Linked DNA regions of Homo sapiens: region 1 is linked to region 2. The links are chromatin loops, found by intact Hi-C in ENCODE. Cell type or tissue: lower lobe of right lung. All regions are shown on one strand.

The links. Hi-C counts contacts between places; a loop is a spot of excess contacts. Peaks named below come from ENCODE experiments on the same cell type or tissue, not always from the same donor. Only the 100,000 strongest peaks of a DNase experiment are listed, where the experiment ranks them.
Region 1: a loop joins it to region 2, with 4 times the contacts of the local background. A loop is called at or near these places in 52 of 110 quality-filtered maps.

The regions. Positions count from the first base shown.
Region 1 is chr19:18,348,707-18,351,206 of GRCh38, forward strand. All of the region lies in intron 2 of PGPEP1 (pyroglutamyl-peptidase I), which reads left to right. Among named protein-coding and RNA genes, the nearest start is that of PGPEP1, 9.4 kb to the left of the region's middle. RefSeq lists a silencer at 948-1,156. In lower lobe of right lung, a CTCF peak has its summit at 1,011 (motif pointing right); a DNase peak (open chromatin) is centred at 1,015.
Region 2 is chr19:18,391,340-18,393,839 of GRCh38, forward strand. LRRC25 (leucine rich repeat containing 25) reads right to left here. Exons shown (of 2, transcript NM_145256.3): 2 at 1-786. The coding sequence ends at 648. Among named protein-coding and RNA genes, the nearest start is that of LRRC25, 5.0 kb to the right of the region's middle. In lower lobe of right lung, no CTCF peak of the experiment used is centred here; a DNase peak (open chromatin) is centred at 1,302; H3K4me3 peaks cover 1,064 bases; H3K27ac peaks cover 1,466 bases.

The DNA of each region.
Region 1 (2,500 bases), 43 kb before region 2:
TACATCAGGCAATGTGAACAGACCTTAAGTTTCCCTATCACTTTGGTGAGAAACTTTTTTTTTGTTTTGAGATGGGGTCTTGCTCTGTTGCCTAGGTTGGAGCGCAGTGGTACAATCATAGCTCACTGCAGCCTCGACCTCCTGGGCTCCGGTGATCCTCTTGCCTCAGCCTCCCAAGTAGCTGGGACTACAGGCATGCACCACCATGCCTGGCTAATTTTTTAAATTTTATTTTTTGTAGAGATGGGATCTCACTATATTGCCCTGGCTGGTCTTGAACTTCCGGGCTCAAATGATCCTTCCACCTCGGCCTCCCAAAGAAGCTGGGATTATAGGTGTGAGCCACCGAGCCCTGCCATCAGGTGGGTCTTGGCAAACACACACATGAACACCTCTCTTGTGACTGCAGGTCTTGGGGTATGTGTATATGCTGACAGTGGTTTTCTTTCTTTCTTGTTTTTTTGTTTGTTTGTTGTTTTTTATTTTTGTTTTTGAGACAGAATCTCACTCTGTCATCCAGGCTGGAGGGCAGTGGTGCAATCTCAGCTCACTGCAACCTCCACCTCCCGGGTTCAAGTGATTCTCATGCCTCAGCCTCCTGGGTAGCTGGGACTCAGCTAATTTTTGTATTTTTAGTAGAGACAGGGTTTCGCCATGTTGGCCAGGCTGATCTTGAACTCCTGGCCTCAAGCAATCCTCCTGCCTCAGCCTCCCAAATCGCTGGGATTACAGGTGTGAGCCACCCACCCCTGACCCTATTTTTCTGAATACAGCTTTCCCTGTTGATTTTTAAAGTAACACATCCCATGAGACTCAAGACATCACCTTGTGCCCATTAGGGAAAAGACAGAAAAGAGGCAGATCTGTTGATATGGGACTATGGGTTGTTTTATTTTATTGTTTTTGATTTTGTAAAACACTGAAATGGTTTAAAAGTCAAAATCATGCGATGAGTTTTTTGCATAGAAGTCTCCCTCCCGTCCCCATCGCCGCTCCCATTCCTTCCTTGCCCAGAAGGTGGCACAGTCTCGCCACGGGTCATGCCGGGAAATCCCTCCAGGTTGGTCCAAACAGAGATTACTCATTCTTTTAAATATTTTCATTTTGTTTTTAATTTTGATGAAATCCAGTTTATCAATTATTTTTCTTTTATTGTCTGTGCTTTTCGTGTCATTTGGTGTGTGGGGGCTTTTTGGTCTTTTTTCGAGATGGGGTCTCACTGTGTTGCCCAGGCTGACCTCAAACTCCTGGCCTCAAGTGGTCCGCCCCAGTAGCTGGGATTACAGGCATGAGCCACTGTGCCTGGCTGCTGATTTGTTTTTTGTTTGTTGGTTTGTTTTGAGACACAGCGAGACTCTAGCTGGAGTGCAGTGGTGTGATCTTGGCTCACTGCAACCTCCACCTCCCAAGTTCAAGCGATTCTCCTGCCTCGCCCTCCCGAGTAGCTGGGACTACAGGCATGCGACACCACGCCTGGCTAATTTTTTTGTGTATTTTTAGTAGAGACGGGGTTTCACCATGTTGGCCAGGCTGGTCTGAAACTCCTGACCTCAAATGATCTATCCATCTCGACCTTCCAAAGTGCTGGGATTACAGGCATGAGCCACTGCACCCGGCCTGTTGATTTGTTTTTAAGAGAAAAGAGCTCTGTGGGTCTCCTCTTGGAGATTAGGGGAAGACGCATTTATAAACGGTAAAATTTTCTCCTCTGGGACGTATTGAATATGAGGTGGGAAAACCAGGCTTCAGTGTAACGATCTCTCTCAATAGCAAGTATGTATTGACTGATCTGCAGTGCAGCAATGCCCCTACTTGGCATTTATGCCCCACCCATCAGCATGAGAAGTTTGCATGAGGACGTTCACTGCAGCTTGGCTTTACAGTAAGGAAAATTAGAAGCCACTTAGATGTTCCAATGTAGGGGAATGTTTAAATCCATAGCGACCAGTTTCTGAGGTGGAGTATTATGCAGCAGAGAAAAGGATGCGCTGAGATCTCCGTATAGTAATGTAGACAGATCTCTGAAATAGACTGCTGAGTGGAGCAAACAGAGTTGCAGGATAAAATCAATGGCTGGGCACAGTGGCTCATGCCTGTCATCCCAGCACTTTGGGAGGCCGAGGTAGGAAGATCGCTTGAGCCCTGGAGGTCAAGGCTGCAGCGAGCGCTGATGGCGCCACTGCACTCCAGCCTCAGTGACCAGAGCTGGACCCTGTCTCAGAATTGCTTTTTTACTGCCTATGAATGGAAAAGCAGCAGTAAATCTTTTTAAAAACTTTACTTTTGGCCGGGCACAGTGGCTCACGTCTGTAATCCCAGCATTTTGGGAGGCCAAGGTGGGCGGATCATGAGGTCAGGAGATGGAGACCATCCTGGCCAACATGGTGAAACCCCGTCTCTACTAAAAATACAAAAATAAGCGGGGCATGGTGCCTGTAATCCCAGCTACTCGGGAGGCTGAGGCAGGAGAATCACTTGAACCCAGAAGGTGGAGGTTGCA
Region 2 (2,500 bases):
ACCAGCCTGGCCAACATGGCGAAACCCCATCTCTATTATAAATACAAAAATTAGCTCGGCATGGTGGCGGGTGCTGTAATCCCAGCTACTCAGGAGGCTGAGGCAGGAGAATCACTTGAACCCAGGAGGCGGAGGTTGCAGTGAGCTGAGACCGCAGCATTGCACTCCAGCCTGGGTGACAGAGTGACACTCAGTTTCAAAAACAAACAAACAAACAACAACAACAAAAAAAAACAGGGATGGGAGGTGGGGAGCAATTTGGGAGTCTCAGATGGAGACTTGGTCTTAGAACTCAGAAATCCCCACCTTGAGGAACCCACGCACCCTGAGCCAGCAGCCTCATCAGCCTCGAAGCATTTATTGAGCACTGCCTGTACATCCACAGGAGGGTGATGACAGGATTGGCACAGTGACCGTCCTGTCCCCTTGTTGGGGGTCTCTCCTCTTCCCCCTCTAGGAGCTGAGGGAGCTGAGGAGCGGCATGAGGGACAGGGAGGGGGCGGCAGAGCTTCCTGGGGCCTCAAGGACAATCCTTTCCTGTACCCATTCTTCAGATGGGGAAACTGAGGCCATGGAGGCGTTAGGACGCCCTGAGTCACCCAGCAGGGACTGAAGGGGTTCTGGGTGGAGGTTAGGACATCTTAGGCTCAGTGCCCGGGGATCACGTACTCCTCTTCATCCATTGGGGCCTGGCCCAGTGACTGCAGGTTACAGTAGACAGGCTGGGAAGCCAGGTCGATGTCCTTGTAGTTGATGTAAAAGTCATTGTCCTCTGAAGGGTGAGCCCTGGGGGGACAGACAGACCAGGGGTAAGTGTGGGAGGGGGAGGACTCAGGGGACAGGCACATGAGCTTTGAGAAAGTCCAGAGTGGGCCAGGTGCTCTGACTCACGCCTGTAATCCAGCACTTTGGGAGGCTGAGGTGGGTGGATCACCTGAGATCATGAGTTCAAGACCAGCCTGGACAACATGATGAAACCTCGTCTCTACTAAAAATACAAAAATTATCCAGGCATGGTGGCACAGGCCTGTAGTCCCAGCTACTCGGGAGTCTGAGGCAGGAGAATCACTTGAACCCAGGAGGTAGAGGTTGTAGTGAGCCGAGATCGTGCCATTGCACTTCAGCCTGGGAGACAGAGCAAGACTCTATCTCAGAAGGAAAAAAAAAAAGAAAGCTTCAGAGTGGCTCAGTCCACCCCGAATATTTACATATGGGGAAACTGGCACGGGCTAGCGTTCTGACTCCTAGCCAACCCCACCTCTCTCTGAGGAGGCTGCGGGAGGGCAGTGATTTAGGGAAGGTTCTGTGGGTGTAACGCTGCGGTCTGAGGACCCTGAACCCTTTTTCCTTCCTTAAAAATGAGATAGCGGCCAGGCGCGGTGACTCATGCCTGTAATCCCAGCACTTTGGGAGGCCAAGGCAGAAGGTCTGCTTGAGGCCAGGAGTTTGAGACCATCCTGAGCAACAGGGTGAGACCCCATCTCTACAAAAAATTAAAAAATTATTCAGGCGTGGTGACGTGTGCCTGGAGTCCCATCTCCTCGGGAGGCTGAGGTGGGAGGACCGCTTGAGCCCAGGAGGTCGAGCCTACAGTGAGCCGTTATCACACCACTGCACTGCAGCCTGGATGACAGAGGGAGACCCCGTCTCAAAAAAAACAGAAATTGAGGTAGCTGTTCATTATTACATTAAAATCTAAATTTTTGTTTCCTCTTGAAAAATCGGAAGCTCTGGCCACGTCAGTCACATGCACACAAGTGGCTGCACCCACACTCTGTGCTCCTTCCGATGGGAAATGTTTTCACCACTGAAGCAACTGACTTTGTGGCCCTCATATATAAAAGCAAGTCTCTGAGCCTCAGTTTCTGCATCTATAGAATTGGTCAAGGAGCAGGTAGCTACTTAGGAATATTTGTTATGGTCAGCAAGACCTCCAGAGAATTTTCCTGCCTCCTGAACATTCTAATTCCAACCCAGCTCCTCTTGTAAAAAGGGCCACTGGGCCAGGTGCGGTGGCTCACGCCTATAATCCCAGCACTTTGAGAGGCCAAGGTGGGCAGATCACCTGAGGTCAGGAGTTCAAGACCAGCCTGGCCAACATGGCAAAACCCCGTCTCTACTAAAATTAGCCGGGTGTGATGGTGGGCGCCTGTAATCCCAGCTACTCGGGAGGCTGAGGCAGGAGGCAGGAGAATCACTTGAACCCGGGAGGTGAAGGTTGCAGTGAGCCGAGATCATGCCATTGCACTCTAGCCTGGGCGACAGAGCGGGAAAAAAAAAAAGGCAAAAGGGCTACTTTGTGTTAACAGCATCTATCAGTCAATTATACTCTAGTACGAATTGCCCACCAACCCCTAAGTGGTTGTAGGGGGACGAACAGGTCTGGGACGCAGGGTTTGTGTCCTGCCTTTTTTGACTGGCTATGTGACCTTGGACAAGTCATTTCCCTGCCTCCCAGAGCCTCCATGTCTGTAACTGTAAGATGCAGGGTGGAAATGAC